Linked DNA regions of Homo sapiens: region 2 is linked to region 1. Evidence: read pairs that join two places in POLR2A ChIA-PET (ENCODE). Cell type or tissue: MCF 10A. All regions are shown on one strand. Links, peaks and the distances in the headings refer to the core of each region. The heading gives the core; the rest is flanking DNA. Region 1 has its middle 92 kb from the start of DAPK1. Region 2 has its middle 56 kb from the start of SPATA31E1.

The links. Peaks named below come from ENCODE experiments on the same cell type or tissue, not always from the same donor. Only the 100,000 strongest peaks of a DNase experiment are listed, where the experiment ranks them.
Region 2: POLR2A ChIA-PET joins it to region 1 with 5 read pairs; 2 of 35 experiments call an interaction of 5 or more read pairs at or near these places.

What each region holds. Positions count from the first base shown.
Region 1 is chr9:87,400,009-87,410,765 of GRCh38, forward strand. It overlaps the pseudogene LOC112268032. Among named protein-coding and RNA genes, the nearest start is that of DAPK1, 92 kb to the right of the region's middle. RefSeq lists enhancers at 2,096-2,713, 2,714-3,329, 5,499-6,049, 9,646-10,301, 10,302-10,757 and a cis regulatory region at 10,199-10,757. In MCF 10A, for the core only: no CTCF peak of the experiment used is centred there; a DNase peak (open chromatin) is centred at 5,913.
Region 2 is chr9:87,821,334-87,832,090 of GRCh38, forward strand. It overlaps the pseudogene LOC100420576 and the pseudogene NPAP1P7. Among named protein-coding and RNA genes, the nearest start is that of SPATA31E1, 56 kb to the right of the region's middle. In MCF 10A, for the core only: no CTCF peak of the experiment used is centred there; no DNase peak of the experiment used is centred there.

The sequences.
Region 1 (10,757 bases), core at 3,424-8,423:
TTGTATTTTTAGTAGAGGCCGGGTTTCACCATGTTGACCAGGCTGGTTTCGAACTCCTGATCTCAAGTGAATCGCCTGCCTTGGCCTCCCAAAGTGCTGGGATTACAGGCATGAGCCACCATGCCTGGCCAGCCATTTGTTTTAATTCTTTCATATATTTCTTGCTCATATCTATTTTTTTGTATTTTCTATTGTTTTTAAGGAACTTTTTATATTTCCTGGATACTAATAATTTTCTCCTCAACTGCCAGTTTTGTTTTAACTTTTTACAGTGTCATTCGTCATCAAAACTTTTAAAATTCTGTATGTAGTCAAACCTACATACTAACTCTGTGTGTAGTTCTCTAATTCTCTTTTCCTTTGAGGCTTCTGGATTTTGTATCTTTCTTCAGATGCCTTCCCATCCCAAAGATTATTTTAAAAATAAAAATATTTTCTTCTCATACTTTCATGGTTCCGCTCTTGAGGCCTGGCTCTTTATTTCTGTTTCTAGTATGAGGTAAGAGCCTAATTTTCTCGCTTTCCAAACAGCTTCGTGTCTCAACATTTTTTTATCAACTTGTTTAAATTTGTATTTTGAGTCTAACACCATACTTTGAATTACCCCAGCTATATTCCATTGTAGGCTGGTGGGGCAGTTGGGGGAGCCCTTACCCCCTACTGTTTTCTTGTTGTTCCAGTATTCATAACTATTCTGTGTTATCCCTTTCAAAGGAAATGTATAATTATTTTGCCTATAAATTCTCTTGATATTTGGTTGGGAATGTTGTGAATTTATAGATTAATTTGGCAGATAGTAAAATCCTTATAATACTTAGCCCATTAAGAGCACACTCTATTGCTCCAATATTTATTTACTATTTTGTGTTTTTCGGGAAAAAACTAAAACATTTTTTCATGTTGACCTTGCACAGTTTGGGGAGTTGTTTCTGGATTTTTAACTGGGCATAGGTTTGGAATAAGACAATTTTCATTTTCCGAGAAAGTCATTTTCTCAAATATGTTGATTGTACAAACTATTCTCTTACAGATTTTTGTTTCCTGCAGTGGTATAAATGTCTCCTTTCTAATATTGACTTTTTTGGTAATTGGATTTGCTATAACTTTATCTCTTTTATTTGTCTTTTTAAAATATCAAGTTTTTTTGTTTACTATTCCATTAATTCTACTTATCTTTTGTGTTTTCTTCCTTTTTTAGATTTGTTTTGTTGTTATTTCCTTTTTGGCTTCTTTCTTATTTTGTAATAGATAAATTTTCCTTCAAGAACTCCTTTGGGCCAGATGCGGTGGCTCACGCCTGTAATCCCAGCACTTTGGGAGGCCGAGGAAGGGGGGATCACCTGAGATCAGGAGTTCAAGACCAGACTGACCAACGTGGAGAAACCTCGTCTCTACTAAAAATACAAAATTAGCCAGGCGTGGTGGCGCATGCCTGTAATCTCAGCTACTCAGAGGCTGAGGCAGGAGAATCGCTTGAACCCAGGAGGCAGAGGTTGTGGTGAGCCGAGATCACGCCATTGCACTCCAGCCTGGGCAACAAGAGTGAAACAAGGTCTCAAAAAAAAAAAGAACTCATTTGGCCACATCGCACATGGCTTACACCCTAGAGACCCCAATGCTTGATGCCTCCATGCCTTTATCTCTCCTTTCCCCAACAAGGCGCTCCTTACATCCGCTCCCATTCTTCAGCACCCAGACGTCCTGCCCCACCTGGATTGTGCAGTTAGTTCACTACCAAGAAAACGCTGATATTCTGAAGATTGATCACATTGGGCTATCCTGAGTACCCAGAAGTCATTTTCCTTAGGCCACAAGGAAGGACTTTGCAAACTCTCTGTGTTTCCTGCAGGGTTGCCTCATGCTGTTAGTGTCTTGTGATAGGAATTATTGAGATTCCTTCTGACTCCATCCTGAGAAAAGCTGGATCATTGTATATTTTTTTAAACGGGTCATCCGTAAGAAACAAGCCCTCCTCTCACTAATATTGACCATCTCTTCTACGTATTGTTAGTGCATCATTATGCCGTGAGGAGACACACATCCATGCTTTTAAGGCAATCAAAAATTAGATGAATTTCCTAATTTGCTTTAGAGAGAATTTTCTGAATCCTGGTTGAGTTTCCCCTCTCCTTAACAGTATTATTTACCAGGCCAGGAGCAGCAAATCATGCCTGTAATCCCAGTAGTATAATAACCAGGGAGGTCAAGGCAGGAGGATCACTGGAGCCCGGGAGTTCAAGACCAACCTAGGCAACATAGTTAGACCTTGTCTCTATAAAAAAATTTAAAAATTAGCTGGATGTGGTGGCACATGCTTGTAGTCCCAGCCAGCTACTTGGGAGGCTGAGGTGGGAGGATCACTTGGGGTCCTGGAAACTGAGGCTGCAGTGAACCATGATGTGCCACTGCACTCCAGCCTGGGTGATGAAGCAAGACCTTGTCAAAAAAGAAAGAGAGAGAGAGAGGAAGGAAGGAGGGAGGGAAGGAAGGAAGGAAGGAAGGAAGGAAGGAAGGAAGGAAGGAAGGAGAAAGAAAGAAAGAAAGGAAGGAAGGAGGGAGGGAGGGAAGGAAGGAAGGAAGGAAGGAAGGAAGGAAGGAAGGAAGGAAGGAATGAGAGAGAGAGAGGGAGAGAGAGAGTATTCATTTACGCCTTTCTCCTCAATACAGTGAAACACAGTTCTATCCCGAACTAAAATCTCATGATCCATGTTAAGGCTGAAAATCTGATGACATATATATATTAAGGTCTACATGAGGAGGAATTTTCCCGGCCTTGGGGAAGTAGAAGCTGGACCTACAATGCATCCCAGATTGGAGTCTTACTAGCCTCCCTCTGCCCTGGATCATTATTTGTCCTCCATCAGCACCTTGAGGATACCCTGGGGCTGGATGGATTCTTTCTTTTTACCCTAGTTTTTCAATGTGTAAAATGTAACTGTGATGCTCATTAATTGATCATTCTTTTTTCTTTCTTTCTTTCTTTTTTTTTGAGATGGAGTCTCACTCTGTTGCCTAGGCTGGAATACAGTGGCGGGATATTGGCTCACAGCAACCTCTGCCTCCCAGGTTCAAGTGATCCTTCTGCCTCAGCCTCCCAAGTAGCTGGGACTACAGGTGTGTGCCACCACATCCGGCTAATTTTTGTATTTTCAATAGAGATGGGGTTTCATCATGTTGGGCAGGCTGGTCTCAAATTCCTGACCTCAAGTGATTCACCTGCCTCAGCCTCCCAAAGTGCTAGGATTACAGGCGTGAGTCTCCACACTCAGCCAGATCATCCTTTTTAAAGAGTAAAAACATGATTCTCATATAAAATGAATTCACCAATTTTATTCAGCTCATTAACTAATGAGGAAACCAGTGAGATGTTGCAAGCAGTCCAAAGGAGAAACCAAAGAGCAGACACAAGTGTAAGTCCCAAGAAACGATCAAATGAAATTGTTTACTAGATGCAAAATTTGTTTTTCCATGAGGGTGTGAGAGAGTCAATTGCCTCTCCACAAGACAAAATGTATTTGCATGCCTATGGACAAGAATCATTTGCATTGCTATCAGTTGTCTACAATTACAGAGTTGTAAAATAGCTCAAAAACAATGAAGGTATAGAGATAATCTGGAAAAGTATGCTGGACAAGACATCCAGTAATCTGCTTTGCCTATTTCAAAGGCATTTTCAGTTTTCCCACATACATATTTAACAGCTTCAGTTCCAGCTTTACTTTGAAACTGGCACGGGTCCCCTTCCCATGTTCTGATAGTTTGTGACTACTCAGAATTCTCAAACAAGACATATTCTGGACTCCTGACAGCTCAGGTATCAGGGCCCTCTGCTGTATCAAGTTTCCATGGACACCAACTGAGGAGCCACAGGAGTTTTTCCTCCGATTAGATTTAAACTGCATCAGTCTTTCTTCTTCTACCTTTTAAACACAAACAGAAGTCACTGGGTATCCAGAAATCCTCCAAATATCAAGAAATAAGACTGTTTCACTATTTGTAATGGCTGTGTATAGATCAGGGCACACATTTCTGCCTCCACTACGTTTTTGATTCCATTTCATCTAATAAATGTATTCCCCTTTGGCAGCACTAGGAATAACTGCAGGCTTTTAAAATCCCTCCAAGTAAAATAATTCCAGTACTAACTAACAAAATCTCTTCTCACCTACACATGGATTCAAATTAAATTCAGAGAGATTAAGAAACTTGGCCAGTCGCAGTGGCTCATGCCCGTACTCCCAGCACTTTGGGAGGCTGAGGCAGGTGGATCACTTGAGCTCAGGAGTTCAAGACCAACCCGGCCAACATGGCAAAACCCCGTCTCTACTAAAAAAAAAATACAAAAATTAGCTGAGTGTGGTGGCACATGCCTGTAATCCCAGCTACTTGGGAGGCTGAGGCAGGAGAATCGCTTGAACCCAGGAGGCGGAGGTTGCAGTGAGCCAAGATGGCACTACTGCACTCCAGCCTGGGTAACAGAGTGAGATTCCATCTCAAAAAAAAAAAAAAAAAGAAAGAAAAGAAATTTGCTCAAAGTCCCACAACGATTATAATAAGTAACCAAACCATGCTCTGATGCAAGCAAAGTTAATCTGACTCCTCACTCTGAGTGCCTTCCATCACACCATGCTGCTCCTCTATGATCCAGATATTTGTTCCACCTTCTGCAAATATTCACTCAGTGCCTACCATCCATAGGCATTTTATGGGCATCACCATTCATCTGGTCACCTAAGATAGAAACTTTTGTATTAGCCTAACTCCATCATCTGCTCCATCATGCACATTCAATTGAATGATCAGTTCTATACATTTTATCTTGATGTGTTTCTCCACTTCATCCCCTCCACTTTGTACCCTACACTGTTGGCTTATTCATCTCTCACCTGGAATAACACAGTCTTGTTCTCTGGCCTACTCAATTCCAGCTTATTCCCACTTCTCTTTCCTACCCATGTATCCTTCTTACCATCAAAAAGTAATACTGCAGATCTCCACATGTCTCTCCCTTGCTTAACAAACCTCAGTGGCTCCCCATTTCCTGCACCATAAGGTGCAGTCTCCTTAGCATGGCCCATAAAAACTTGAAAAGCATACAAGCCCATCTTTCTGGTCACTTTACATCCTGGCCACTTACGAACCTGTGAGCTACCCACAACTTATTAGTGCCTGTATCCTTAGCACCCTGTCACTCTTGTGCCTCTGTGCCTTGGTTCATGCTGTTCTTTTAAATTGTGGTGCTCTTCCCCAGCTCCCAGGTCAGATAGATATCTCTTATCTGACACATTCACTGATATCACCGCCACTATTCCTCCTCCATGGGGGAAAGTAACTCTCTCAATCAGAGTGCGCATACTTCTATTCTGGCATATGCACACTCACATTCTACAATAGTGTTTTTATATTTCTATCCCTCACTAGACTGTAGTCTCTTCAGTGGCAGGGGTCACTCTAGGTACCTTAGAATTTGCGGCACATACGCAGCACAGAGCCCAGCATGAGGAGGTGCTAAATGTGTGGCTGAATATTTGAATTAGTAAAGGAAAGAATCTCAGACTTATATCCCACTCAGGGTGCTTTCACTACATCTTGATCACTTCAAGACAGAAAAAAACAACAAAAGCAAACAAGCAAAAAAAAAAAAAGAAAAAAAGCAAGAAAAAAGCTAGCAAAAGCAATCAGAGAGGGAATCCTATATACACCCCACCTTCTTCCTAAACCCCTGTGGCTAGGAAACAATTGCCACACTGGGAACCAGTGGTGTTGAAATCAGCAATAGTGGAAGAATTTACATTATGGAAATTAGCAAATCGTGCAAATAATATTCGGGGGAAGGGAGATTTGTTGTTGTTTCCATTTAAAATTGTACAATTCAGTGGTTTCCTAATATATTCATTAGGTTATGCAACTACCACCATCAAATTTCAGAACATTTTCATCACACCAAAAAGAAACACAGTCATTAGCAGTCACTCCTCATAACTCCCCACCCCAGCCCCTGGCAGTGTTTCTTGTTTTTTGAGAGCTGGTTGTTAAACATTTACAGCACACCACTGCTGGGAATGCAGCTATTTCTATAATAACAGTTACTTTTCTCTTCCTCACTTAATGTTTTGATTCTTCAAGAATCTTGAGGCCTCCTAAACCTCAAAGGTTTGTAACACAAAGATGATTTATCTTTAAAAGAAGTTATTTCAACTCTCACTTAATTCAATTTATCTGTCACAGAATGAGATGAAAAATTGTTATGCATAGAGAGGAAAATCAGAAACTAATAAATCTTTAAAAAGGCTAGATCACTTTCTGCTGGATTAGTATGTGGGATTTACTTTTGCATGAGACAATGGGCTCTTGTCTATTTTTAGCGTAGATAATGCATTTCCTAGGACCCACAGGAGGCCTTGGCTTCTCCTATTACTGAACACACATGCAGAGACCAGAGATTTTGTGAAAGAGAAAAAGAAAAAAGACAAGGGGAAAGGATTGGTGGTTTGCTCTTTTGATCACTAATGCAACTCCATCAGGAAAGATGAAATATAATGCCCAAGAATTTCCTAAAAGAAATTCACTAGAAATGCACAAAAATACACTTGTTTCAAAAGATGTACATACATCCCCATATGCATGTGAAGGCACTTGCACCATGAAGTCATTTGTTAATCTCCTAATGACCCAATGACCCTAGAACAGTTCCCTAGATGTGGGCTCCCAGACACCAGATGCACATTACTCATCTAATTAATGCTGCTGATGAACTTGTTTCAAAATCTTTTATATTTGTAAGCAGGAAAGGTTGGGCTGTCCTCTAAGATAGCATAAACCAAAAATAAAATTCTGAGCCCTGTAACCGTCTGAATGGACCCTTCCTTTTGGCCAAGAGCATTCCAAAGTCAACCTGAAAAACTAGTTCTGTTCATGATGGGAAGAGGGGGTGGGACATGCCTTATTACCATTAACGTCAACACAGACCTTGAGACTGATAGAACAGACTCTAAGTCTGGTAAATATTTACAAGCTATCCTCTCTGAAGCCTGCTACCCTGAAGCTTCATCTGCATGGTAAAACCTTGGTCTTCATAATCCCTTACCTTAACCTAAACATTCTTTTCTATTGATTCCGGGTCTGTAGATAATAACCAATCGCCAATCAGAAAATCTTCGAATGCATCTATGACCTGGAAGCCCCTGACTTCCAGTTGTCCCACCTTTCCTGACCAAGCCAATGTACATCTTACATGTATTGATTGATGTCTTATGTCTCTCTAAAACATATAAAAAACATATAAATGCAAGATGCAGCCTGACCACCTTGGGCACATGTGTCATCAGGACCTCCTGAGGCTGTGTCATAGGCATGTCCTTAACCTTGGCAAAATAAACTTTTAAATTGATCAAGACTTATCAAGACTTATCTTTTGGTTTATGATCAAGACTTTTTGGTTTATGTAGGGACTCCATCTTTTTTTTTTTTTTTTTTTTTTTGAGACGCAGTCTTGCTCTGTTGCCCAGGCTGGAGTGCAGTGGTGTGATTTCGGCTCCCTGCAAGCTCTGCCTCCTGGGTTCACCTCATTCTCCTGCCTCAGCCTCCGGAGTAGCTGGGACTACAGGTGCTCACTACCACGCCTGGCTAATTTTTTTGTATTTTTAGTAGAGCCGGGGTTTCACCATGTTAGCCAGGATGATCTCGATCTCCTGATCTCGTGATCCGCCCGCCTCGGCCTCCCACAGTGCTGGGATTACAGGCGTGAGCCACCGTGCCTGGCCTGTAGGGACTCTATCTTGTTACTCAAATTGTAGTTTGCTGTCCAGCACCATCAGCATTACCTGAGAGCCTGTCAGAAACACAGAGCCTGAGGCCAGGTGCTGTGGCTCATACCTGTAGTCCCAATGCTTTAAGAGGCTAAGGTGGGAAGACTGCTTGAGGACAGAAGTTCAAGACCAGCCTGGGCAACATAGTGAGATCTGTATCTACAAAAAATAAAAATTAGGCTTGGCGCCGTGGCTCACGCTTGTAATCCCAGCACTTTGGGAGACTGAGGCGGGAGGATCACCTGAAGTCAGTGTCACACACGTCTGTGTGAAGAGACCACCAAACAGGCTTTGTGTAAGCAACGAGGCTGTTTATCTCACCTGGGTGCAGGCGGGCTGAGTCCGAAAAGAGAGTCAGGAAAGGCAGATAGGGGTGGGGCAGTTTTATAGGATTTGGGTGGGTAGTGGAAAATTACAGTCAAAGGGGGTTTTTCTCTTGCGGGCAGGGGCGGGGTCACAAGGTGCTCAGTGGGGGAGCTTCTGAGCCAGGAGAAGGAATTTCACAAGGTTAATCACTCAGTTAAGGTGGGGCAGTAACAAATCACAATGATGGAATGTCATCAGTTAAGGCAGGAACCAGCCATTTTCACTTCCTTTGTGTTTCTTTGCTTCCTTCAGTCCATCTGGATGTATAGGTGCAGGCTTGGTCCCAGAGGCCTGACAGTCAGGAGTTGAAAACCAGCCTGGCCAAAATGGAGAAACCCCATCTCTACTAAAAATATAAAATTAGCCAGGCATGGTGGCACATGACTGTAATCCCAGCTACTCAGGAAGCTGAGGCAGGAGAATCGCTTGAACCCGGGAGGTGGAGGTTGTGGTGAGCCAAGATTGCACCATTGCACTCCAGCCTGGGCAACAAGAGCAAGACTCCATCTCAAAAAAATAAATAAATAAAATAAATAAATAAAAATTAGCCAGGCATAGGGGCACACACTTGTAGTCCTAGTTTCTTGGGAGGCTGAGCCAGAAGCATAGCTCAACCCCAGGAGTTGGAGGTTTCAGTGAGCTATGGTTGTGCCACCAGGGCCCTGTAATTGGCGTCTGTTCTCACCTTATTTACTTGAGTTTGTATGGAAAAAGAATTCACTGAGACTTACTTGAAACTCATTCAAAAGATCCCCAAACAGTTGAGATGTGTTGGGAATCCTCACTTTATTTTAAGCAATTTTGATGCTAAATCAAGAGGCTAATTCTCTACCCAGGTTGGAATCCTATTGACTGCAGGAAAGCCAGGGGACCATCTTCAGAGATCATGAAAAGTTTTACTTCCAGTAATGCTTTTCTTTTATAAAAGTGATTCATGGCCAGGTGTGGTGGCTCATGCCTGTAATCCCAACATTTTGGGAGGCCAAGGCAGGTGGATCGCTTGAAGCCAGGAGTTCACCAGCCTAGGCAATGTGGTGAAGCCCTGTCTCTACTAAAAATACAAAAATTAGCTGGGTGCGGTGGTACACACCTGTAGTCCCAACTACTTGGGGGGCTAAGGTGGGAGGATCACTTGAGCCTGAGAGACGGAGATTACAGTGAGCCAAGATCATGTCACTGCACTCCAGGCTGGGTGACAGAGCCCAGAACCTATCTCAAAAAAAAAAAAAAAAAAAAAAAAAAAACATTCATGCTCATTACAGGAAATATGAAGAACCATGGAGAAGAAAATTATTAAAAATCACCTGAATGTCCACCTGATATGTTAAACACTTAATATTTTGGTACTTTTAAATATACATATAATTGCAAGCATTATATGCTCTGTTTCCAATGGAATTCTTTATTTTACATAATTGGGAGCATAAAATAAATAGTTTGCATGACGTTTCATTTTTCATGTATTATGATTATTTTCATGCCCCTGAAAATTCTTCAGGAATATGATTTTAATCACCTTATATTCTTATATGAGTAAGTCACATTTTACTTAAATATTCTTATATTCTTGAATACTTAACCCATATAGAAAACGTTGTGATTAATATTCTTGCATATGAATCTTTTTCTGACTTTCTGATTATTTCTTCCATATAGATTTTCAGGCATCTGTGGTATGAACTTTACAGATTATTGATACATAACGCCAAATGGCTTTCCAGAGAATCTACAGTAAGTCACCTCCCAGCAGGCACCATGCTCTTGCCAGCCTCTCTACCAACGTTTTCAGCTTTCCTGGTTTTTTGTTTTTTTTTTTTGAGATGGAGTTTCGCTGTTGTCGCCCAGGCTGGAGTGCAATGGCGTGATCTCAGCTCACTGCAACCTCCGCCTCCTAGGTTCAAGTGATTCTCTTGCCTTAGCCTCCTGAGTAGCTGGGATTACAGGCGGCCACCAGCACGCCCGGCTAATTTTTATATTTTTAGTAGAGATGGGGTTTCGCCATGTTGGCCAGGCTGGTCTTGAACTTCCGACCTCAGGTTATCCACCCGACTCAGGCCTCCCAAAGTGCTGGAATTCCAGGCATGAGCCACCCACTGGTTTCTTAGGTGATAATCACCACTTCATTGTTTTCATTTGCATTTCTTTGATAACAAGTGTGGTTGAAGACATTTCCATTTGTTTGCTGACATTTTTATTTTGCCAGTGAATCCCGTATCCTATAGTCTGTTGCTATTGGAGTGCTACTGCTATCAATGATGTTCATATATTCACTTTATTAACTCTCTGTCGTTTGCTCTTTCCGCTTGATTGCCATTAGCCATTTAATGTTTTTTAAAGTCACGAGGTTTTATATGTTTGAACTGAATAGAGTCAAAATTATGACTCCTTCTTTGTGATTTCTTCTGTAGTGTTTACAATTAGAAGGATGCATTAAGGAAGGTATAATTAAACTATATATTTTTCCACAAGGCAGAATAACCATGCTGATAGCGAGCAGCCTTATCTCCTTCCTGTCAGGCCTCTGAGCCCAAGCCAAGCCATCACATCCCCTGTGACTTGCACGTATATACGCCCAGATGGCCT
Region 2 (10,757 bases), core at 3,117-8,116, 420 kb after region 1:
GTGATTTCAGTGGAGCCCTTCTTTTGCTATTGCTGGGGCAGTTTGCCATTGCTGGAAAACAAGGGGTGCACACAGGGTCACCAGCCAGCCTAGACCACAGTTGAAAGCCACCAAAGCCACTGTGTCAGCCATAGGCCAAGGACTGATGCAAAACCCTTCCTCCTCCTAGACCTTGATGGGAGACAGTGTAGAAGCCAAGACATCCTGGAGAGACAGGTGCCAGCATCTGGGCTCCACCTGCAAGCTTAGAGCCAGGTGCAAAGATGGGAATCTGCTGTAGTTGGGAGAGAGAGGAGAGTCAGGACCTCACCTTTTGAGAAAGCTCCTCAGCAGCCCACACTTGAGAGAGTCCATAAGGCTGCTTTTCTTGGAACCTGAGTGGCCAAAAAGCCTGAGCTTGATTCTTGGGAGCAGGTTCTGCGTGGGTCAGGGCTATTAGATGAAGAGTCCTCAATGCATATCCTGAGCATGGATGAGAAAAAGCCAGTTAGTGACAACAACAACAACAACAAAAAGTTTCAAATGACTATTCTCATGGTCCGTAACCCCTGGTCTGCAATTATTACTAATGTTGTAGATATGTTTATTTCTGTCTCTAATAAATTGTTTTAAAACTTCAGATAAAATTGATATAACAAGAAGTCCAAGCCAGAATGATCAGGCAAGAGAAAGAAATAATAGGCATCCAAATAAGAAAAGAAGAAGTCAAACTATATGATTCTACACCTAGAAAATCCTAAGGACTCCACCAAAAGAATCCCGAACTAATAAATGCTTTTGATATAGTTTAAGGATATAATACAAATGTACAAAATAAGTAGCATTTCTATTTAACAATAACAAGCTGAAAACCCAATAAAGCAAGCAATCCCATTTACAATAGTCAAAAACAAATAAATAAATATGTAAGAATACATCTAACCATGAAGGTAAAAGATCTCTACAAGAACTACAAAACACTGCTGAAAGAAATCAGAGATGACACAAACAAATGGAAAAACTTTCCATGCTCATTAATTTGAAGAATCAATATTGATAAAATGGCCATACTGCCCAAAGCAATCTATGGATTCAATACTATTCCTATCAAGCTATCAACAACATTTTTCACAGAACTAGGAAAAACTATTCTAAAATTTATATGGAACTAATAAAGGGCCCGAATAGCTAAAGCAATCCTGAGCAAAGAGAACAAAGCCAGGGGCATCATGCTACCAGACTTCACATTATACTATAAGGCTACAGTAACCGAAACAGCATGGTACTGGCACAAAAACAGACATGCAGACCAATGGAACAGAATAGAGAAACCAACAATAAAGCTGAACACCTACAGTCATATGATCTTCAACAAAGTTGACAAAAATAAGCAAAGAGGAAAGGACTCCCTAGTCAATAAATGTTCCTGAGATATCTGGCTAGCCATATACTGAAGACTGAAACTGGACCCCTACCTTTCACCATATACAAAAAGTAACCACTATGGATTAAAGATTCACATGTAAGACCTCAGAATATAAGAATCCTAGAAGAAAACCTAGAAAACAACGTTCTGGACATCAGCACTGGCAAAGAATTTACGACTATATCCTCAAAAGCAATTGCAACAAATGCAAAAATTGACAAGTGGGACCTAATTAAACAAAAGTGCTTATGCACAGTAAAAGAACTATCAACAGAGCAAACAGACAACCTACAGAATGGGAGAAAATATTTGCAAACTAAGCATCTGACAAAGCCCTAATATCCAGAATCTATAAGGAATGTAAACAATTGAACAAGACAAAATTAAAAACCAAATAGCCTCATCAAGAAATGGGCAAAAGACATTAACAGACACTTCTCAAAAGAAGACATGCAAGTGGCCAGCAAAAATGAAAAAATTACTAACCACCAGAGTAATGCAACATTACTAATCATTAGAGAAATGCAATTTTTCACACCTTTTCACTTTCAGAACCCAGTACAGCTATTGAAGCTTTACAGCTCATGGGGCCTCTCTATGACTGGGAACTCTTAAGAGTTTTAACTCTCAGCCTTGCTCACACTGGGCCTCAAGCAATTTGTCAGTTGCACTTTGCTTTCCCCACCCAGTTGCTTATTCCTGTGGAGGTCTCTACCTGTGGGTTTCTGAGGCTGTAACTTGTGATTTTTAGTATTACTCTGTCTCTCCAATTATGGGGTCGTGGTTTGCTCCATGACTTCACTTGCCTGAGGGATCTAAGAAGAATCGTTGATTTTTCACGCATGTTTTCCTTGTCCAGACACCCAAGAGTATGTCCTTCTCTTGGGCATAAGATCTGAAATTATATTTAGGTGTTAATGTGTGGTGAAGAGTGGATCCAGCTGGCATGCTCACAATGACCAAATTGTGTTGATCATATTTTAATCCAATACATTGCTCCACTATTAACTTGCAAATAAATGACACATTTGCTTTCTAGACATATTCCAGGAAGGCCAAAGAAACTGGCTTCTTATCAATATGGAATAAGTCCCCTGGTGAATTTCTTTTAGGATAGACCAAAGCTGATCTAGAACATAATCTTTACATACTTGGATCCTTCCCACTAGACAAGAAAGAACATCTGGGCTGAAAGGCTCCATTAGAAGAGCAATGTGGGATGGTGCTATGCTGGCAACTGGTAGTCCCTGCCCTACATCTTTGTCGAGGACTGGAGCCCGGAGTGGGCCATGGTCAACTTACATGTTGAAGTGAAGACCTACTTCTAGGTGTGCATGTGCTTATTACAGATATGCCAGGTGCTAAGTACCGCAGGACTACAGTAAAAATAAGAATACATGCTGTATCCATGATCAGGAGGCACACAAGCCAGAGCGCCAGCTGTGGAATCGCACAGCCCGGGTTCAAAGCCTGGTTGGGCCATGAACACCTGAATGACCTGCAGAAAGGTCTTAGGTACATTTGTGAAAAGAAGTGGAGATCCCGCCTGCCAGGAAGGGATGTGGTAAGGGGCAGCATCCAGTCAGGTCAGGGCACCGCGTCCTCTCCTTGGAAACCTTCGTAGCGGGGCTGGTGGCCCCTAGTGGCCATGTAGAAGGTGGGCCTGGCTCCAGGCGGCATAGAGGCACTGGAGCAGCCGTGGGGTAGCCTGGTAGCATCCAGGTGGCCCCATGCTCGGCTTCCAGCAGGTTCTGGCCCTGTAACCCAGGGGACAGGGCCGGCCAATACAAGGCCACTGGGTGCCAAGGCAGCGCCCAGGCCAGGCGCCAGGCGGGAAGGGCTCTGACATGTCAGCCCGCATACCCCACAGCCCCACAGAGGGACCCATCCGAGGCCACACACCTGCCCCCAGCAGCAGGATGTCCCCAGGTGTTAGAGAGTCCTGCTGGGCCCGGCGGAGGCGGGCGTGGTGGGGGAGGGGCTCTCTCTTTTGCCCTTTTACCCCTCTGGTAGGCGCCCTAGGGCGGGGGTGCTGCCGCGCGCTTCGGCGCGCCTTGGTTCTGTCACCAGCCCCACTGGGGCCTCACAATCGCTCAGCCGTCCAGTGCGCGCCTGGAGAAAGAGAAGTGGGCGACTACGGAGCAGCGTCTCCATTACTGACCGTTTTCTCGCCATTGTACCCACACAACTTGCTCTAAATGGGCAATTTATTAAGTATATTTTGTCCCTGTTCCCGCCGCAGGCCCCTGCCGGACCGTCGCCCACAAGCTCCCATAGCCCGTGAGTCCTCTCAGCCTGGCCCGGCTCACCCTGTGGCGCCCACGTCTACCCCGGGCCCTTTCCGATTCCTCTTTAACCCTCAGCAGAGTCGCGGGCCTTCTCCAGTCAGCTTCTACAGCGCGCCTAGGAGACCGTGTCCTCTCCCGCCAGACACGGGCGCCCCCCTGGGGGTCCTGCCTGCTGTGGGCTGCGGGCTCCCCTCAAGGAAGAAACCCGTGCTGTCTAGTGGCAACTCCATGATGTTGGGACACCCCAGCTCGGTGAGGATCCCTCCTCCCAGCAGCAAGTTCACTCTCTAACTGCCTTCACCACGTGAGCAGGTGGCTGGGGCTAGGAAGCTGATTCCGATCCCAGCCAGGCCGCCGAATAAGACCAAGGTGAGGACCCAAGAAGAGCCCAGAGCAGTGATAGAGGAGGAGGGTCAGGTAGAGACCCAGGAGCAGGAGGACAAGAAAAGCCCCCTCTCTCGGCAGGACATCCGCTTCCAGGGCCCTGGAGACCCAGGGAGACCTCAGTTCCTTCAGGTGCAGTCCGGGGCCCCTAGAGGGAAATGTTTATCCCAATTGCTTGACAGAAAATAACTTGACTGACAAGGCCCAGGTGTCTCCAGTGGGTTCCTGCTGGGAAGGCCATGTTGTCCCCAGCTCACACAGCCCAGCTGGAGGGGTCCTTCCCCTTAAGAAGCCTGACCCATCTCCAACAGTGCTCCTTGATCCCGCCCGGGTCTGTTTCCTGCTGCCAGAGAAGGTGGCCCAGGAAGTGCAGGATAAAGACCACCTGCTCAGCTCCCCAGGCTTGCTGATGTTGGGGAAGAGCCTTCAGCTCTTGCATCAAGGAAATCTTTTCCACCCAGAGCTGCCAGCCACAGGTCCCGCAAATAAATTGTCAGTTACAACTTCTGCCGCTGGCCTCTACCCTACAATTAATTGATATGGGATAGAGCTGAGTTGCAGTTAGACCTTCCAGGAACAACGTTTACAGTCATATTTGATGAGTTCTGAGCAGAAGTTCTTATTCTGGATTTTGGGAATTCTCTGGGGGATTCTTGGGTAGACTTCAGGGCATCTGTAAACCCTCTAAACATGTAATGTGTATGTAACATGTATGTTTATCTGCATTTTTCTGGGAAGTGTGTTGATAAATTTCATTAGATTCCTTATGGGGTCTATGATCCCTAATCAGATGCTGAAGCTAAAAGTCAGACGCAGCCTGTGGCAAATAAAACACACAGATGGCTCATGGTGAATGATGGGTGTGAGGCCAGAGGGGAAGGACAGTAAGAAACACCAGTCACATAATTTCGGCCTTCTCCTTCAAACCTACCACAGCCTGGAGGCTCACTCAAAGGAAACAGAGCTGGTTTCTCTTCCCCTGCCCACCACACAGACTTGCCAAGGAGCAGCAGTGCAGTAGCCAAACAGCAGGCATGAGAGGAGAGAGCTCCTCCTGCTCCCTGACTGGATGCACAGCCAGTGGACAAAGGAGAATTCCCTTGCCCTGAGGGCTCTTCTTGTTGCCTGGGTACATGAAGATTTCTCTGTAGACCAAGATGTGGTGCATATCCACCACCATAGAGCTCACATACCTGACCCCATAGGGAGCACTGCTGTCCTACAAGGCAGAAAGAGAAGAGACAAAATTCAGTGGCCTTCATGATTAGTCAGTACCTGCTCTGGGGTCACACATCCAGTTGGGGTGACCTCTACATTCCTGACCCCCTATCCTCCACCCACTAGTGTAGAAATTGAAAAGATTATACAATTGTGCATTTCATTCATTATGAGCCCCTCAAATGTCGACATGTGGTTGGACTTATTAAATGTAGGACTACTTAAAGTAAGAGACAATATCCTGTAGCAATCTTAAGAGAGCAGCTAAACAAATAAAGAGAAAGAAAGAAAAGAAGAAAGAAAGAAAGAAAGAAAGAAAGAAAGAAAGAAAGAAAGAAAGAAAGAAAGAAAGGGAAAGGAAAGGAAGAAAGAAAGGGAAAGGAAAGGAAGAAAGAGAAAGAAAGAAAAAGAAAAGAAAGAGAGAAAGAAAAGAAAGAAAGAAAGAGAAAGATAGAAAGAAAGTCTATATGAACAACTGTTGTTTGGTAGCTCCTTGAAGCTCCTGCTTGAATCACTATGGTTCACAATAGTTTTAGCTTTCTGAGAAGCAGACTTCCTTAAATAATGACTACTCTTCTCTTACTGCATGCAGTGTTTATACGTGGCAAAATCTTAAACACCTTTAGCAATTATTTAAAGAAATAAAACAATTTATTTGTAAACTGCGATTTCACTACTCACACATGTAATAAAAAGGATGTTTGACCAGAGAGAAATATGTCAAAGGTCATGATGTTCCTTAGAGTAGGTATAAGAGGTAAGTCATGACAATATGATTACGTTGCTCCCTGAGGCAGGTTTGGTTTTCCCCATTCAGTGATCCATCTATGATTTCTTTCTCTAATCTGATAATTCTCTGACAGTGCACAGGGAGACAGCAAATTCCTTAGGGCAGCCATCAAGTGTTTTGTGTTCCAAAAATATTTGGGGTTAACTCAGCATGGTATCAGTCATGAGTAATGACAAACAAAGTAAGCTTCAAAACTAGTACTTTGGCAAAATAACCTTTCCAGGCTTTAAAGACCTGAACACAACTAGACTGAGTAATGGATCAAGAACGGAGTAAATGCCAGTAAGATCAAATGTGAACTGATGTCCTCTCAAGGTGTTTTGGTTAGAAACTGTGTGTGTGTGTGTGTGTGTGTGTGTTACCAACAAATCATTAAAATAAGTTAAGATGGAAACCAAGCCTGGGAAATCTCTGAACAAAGCCAATGAGGCCTCCTAAGGGACCTCAACCTTCCTTGATTTATAGACATAAGTGAAACATAACTTGAAGTATTTCTTGTAAATGCCTACACAATACTACAGCACTTGGTCCCTGTAGGCTTATCGCACACTGAATTATTCTTTTTTTGTTGTAATGTCTTGCCACTCCAACCAGACTGCAGCTTCCTGGAGATGGGACCATGTTCCTTATTTGCCAGGTGTTGAGTAAATATCCTGCCTTTCCTCTTGTTATGATGGAAGTGGTGTCCGACTCCTACCTAAAGCCCATCCTCTTCTTGTCTTCTTGACCACGGGGTGGTCCATGAGACAGGGCCAGTCCGACCTGAGCACCCCTCAGTCTCCTGGTCTCTCCTGGGGCCCCAGCCTGGCCATGCCTGCTTGCAATGCAGCCTTGGGTGCCCACAGAGGGTACCTCCTAGGGCCCCACATCATAGCTCCTGTGCTGGCAGACCATACCTGACCAGCAGAGAGCTCCAGCAGAGTAGCCCCACAGACATACACCAACCTGCTAATGCCCTCCCCACATTGCAGTCTCCCCTGTGCTGCTTTGCCTGCACACACTTGCCCAAGCCACCCCCCATATGGCTTTGCCAGAGCATATGTGTATGGGTAGACCTTGCCCCCACTAATGCCCCACCCCTGTGCCAAGCTACCACCAGCCTGAAACTAGGCATGGAGAATAATGGACACACATCCACCCTGAGTGGTCACTGCCACCCAGAGGAACACACACAGAGGACACACACACTCCTGCACCCACCAGCACCCCACCCACATGCTAACACCATCACCAGTGCAAACACATGTAAGACGCCAGCTGGGGTGCCCTTCCTCCTGACACCATGCTGCCTCTGCCACTGCTGTGAACACCTGCACAGAGGCCGGCAACCTAGCACCCACTAGCACCCCACCACAGTGGACAAGCATGCACCCCGCCACAGCGCCACTGCCACTGCTGTGGCACATGCAAACGAGGACAGATTCCACTGCCACCACCCTATGAAGCGCTTTGGCTGGCACCACCCATACAAGTGTTGTGACCAGCTATCTGGGAGAACCCCCATATCTCCAGCACAGTGGATTCCTAACCTCAAGGAGACAGGGAACAAAGTCAGCCCAGTAGAAGTCCAGAATTAGAGCATGCAGTCCAGAAGTTGGGAGCTGAGCTTTGACCCCCTAAAATCTTCCAGAAACAAAGCCAGTCCACTGAACCCACCTTGTACCACAATCAAACCCTCAAGGTTATCAAATAGGATAAAAGAAAAAAAACCCATCCAAAGGACAGAACTTCAAAGACTGAAGGAACATCAGCCCACACAGATGAGAATGAATGCAAGAAAGTTGACAGCTCAGAAAGCCTGTGTGCCTTCTTTCCGCCAGATGACTGCATTACCTCTCCAGCAAGGGTTCTGAACTGGGCTGAGATGACTGAAATGACAGAAATAGAATTCAGAATACAAACAGGAAGGAAGATCATCGAGATTAAGGAGAATGTTGAAACCTAATCCAAGGATGCTAAGAATCACAACAAAACAATACAGGAGCTGACAGACTAAATAGCCAGTATGAAAAGGAATGTAATCAACCTGATAGAGCTGAAAAACACACTAATCGCAATCGCAAGTATTAATAGCACAATAGATGAAGCTGAGGAAAGAATCTTAGAGCTTGAAGACTGGCTTTCTGAAATAAGAGAGTCAGACAAGAATAAAGAAAAAAAGAATAAAAAGGAATGAAAAAAAAACCTCTGAGAAATAGAGATTATGTAAAAAGACCCAATCTATGACTCATTAATGTCTCTGAAAGAGATGGAGAGAATGGTGGAAAACATATTTCAGGTTATCACCCATGAGAACTTCACCAACTGAGCTAGAGAGGCCAATAGAAAATTCAGGAAATGCAGGGAACCCTAGTAAGATACTTCACAAGAAGATCATCCACAAGACACATAATCATCAGATTCTCCAAGCTTGAAATGAAAGAAAAAATGTTAAAAGCAGCTAGAGAGAAGGGTCAAGTCACCTACAATGGGAAGCCCATCAAACTAACAATGGACCTCTCAGCAGAGGTCCATTTCCCATGAGTCACAGGGAATGATCAACATTCTTAAAAGAAACTCCAACCAAGACTTTCATATCTAGCCAAACTAAACTTCATCGGCAAAGGAGAATAAGATCCTTTGCAGAAAAGCAAATACTGAGGGAATTCATTACCACTATACCTGTCATCTCTAGGAACTCTGATTTTATAGATCACATCTGGCATTGCACCAGGTGGAATTTGTGAAAAATGTAAGGAACTATTACTGCTAATTAGGCAAGCCTAATGCTCTAACAATTGTCAAAAACAAATATGAGAACACAAAATACCAAACCCCTGAAGCCGTGTTTTCTCATTCGTTTCCTCCCTCCATTCCCCTTCCAGCAGATTCCTGAAAACAGCCTGATACATATTCCTCTTCCCTTCCAGATACAGAATTGTGTGTTCTTCATCTGGGCTTTTGTCCTGCCCATACCCAGCAGGCACACAGCCCATAAAGCAGGAAAAGGAACCAAGGTGAAGGAGGCAGAAACTCTGCAGCCAGCAAGGAGGAGGTGCTATCTCCCTGCAGGTTAGGCAGCCCTAAGCCCTGCAACCCTAGTGTGTGGGAGGTGAGGGTTCTTCCCCATTTGATTGTTTCCAAGCAGGGTCATGTCGTGGTTAACGGTATGGGTTGGCAGCCAGAATGCTTGGGTTTGAATCCTGGCTCAGCCACTTACCTTGGATAAGTAATTGAACCCCTCTGTGCCTTATCTTCCCCATCTGTACCTGCCTCCAAGAGTTGTTATGAGAATAAAGGAGTTAATACGTGTAAAACACTTAAAACAGGGCTTACCACATATTAATCACCCAGTAAATGTTAACTATTATTATTAAATCCAACTCATAGTTACAATGAAGATCATTATATTATACTGTCCTCTAGTTGCATCCCTTGAAACCACACTACAGGCAGGAAATTACCAAGTCTTCGGGTATTTTAGTTACCTAGCCCTTTATTGGATCCAAGATGAAACGTCTTGGCCTGACTTAACAGTGAAGACTAAGGTGAGGATCCACAATTCTATTTTACCAGAAATCCTACTTCTAGGAATACCTTCTGAGGGAATTTTCAGATCAGCAAAGACGAGGTACAAAGGGGCTCACTGCAATATTTTTTTATGGAGTGAAAAGCTGGACACAGACTAAGTGTAGAACAACCTGAGAATGATTAAATACGTTATGGTACAGCAATGTGCTTTTGAAGAATTTTTAATAACTAGGAAATACTCATGAAGTAGATGTAAGTAGAAATGCAGGTTTAAAAACTGTATTTATAAGTGGATTACATTTGATAACTATGTAAGCACATTTGCAAGAAAACAAAACCTAGAGAGATGAATGATGATGTTCACAGTGGGGTTACTGAGAGTGAAGAAACTTACACATGGTTTTTGTTTACATTTTATTTTTTTTGGCACCTTCCATGTGTTACACATGAACAAACACAATTCTTATATTTGGAGAAAATGTTAAGTCATGAAACCAAAACATTTAAATACAGAAAGAATCTTTCAGAAGACACACAATGAACTACCAGGAACTAGAGATAGAACTTATATCCCTAAATTCCTAGTTTTTAAGCCCAGAATGACTCCACATAACAGACGGAGGTGTTGCTACTCTTCAACTTACCTTTGCTCTGGAAAGGAAACTGTGAGAAATCTCTCAGTTAAGGATAGATAGATAGATAGATAGATAGATAGATAGATAGATAGGAAGGAGGATGGATAGATAGATAGATAGATAGATACATACATACATACATACATACATACATACATACATACATACATAGACAGGAGGGAGGGAGGCATGAAGGGATATAAGAATGGGTGGATGGATGGATGGATGGATGGATGGATGGATGGATAACTATAGATGGGCATAACTTGAGGGAGGAGAGCAAGAGCCTCTGAAGGTGCAGGATACAATTTGGCCTTGACTAATCACGGCCATTCATTTTCACAACACTGGGGAGATGTTGGCTCCTTGGCCCACATATGCTTGTTAAGAGAGTGTTCTGAGAAAGCCACAGTTTTAGCAGACAAAGCCCAGGAAAGTTTCACCAGAGAGTTCTCCACCACAGCAATGGTCTGCTCATTCCTCTCATTAATTTAATAAACAAGGGAATTTTGCAAGAGTTTTAATGG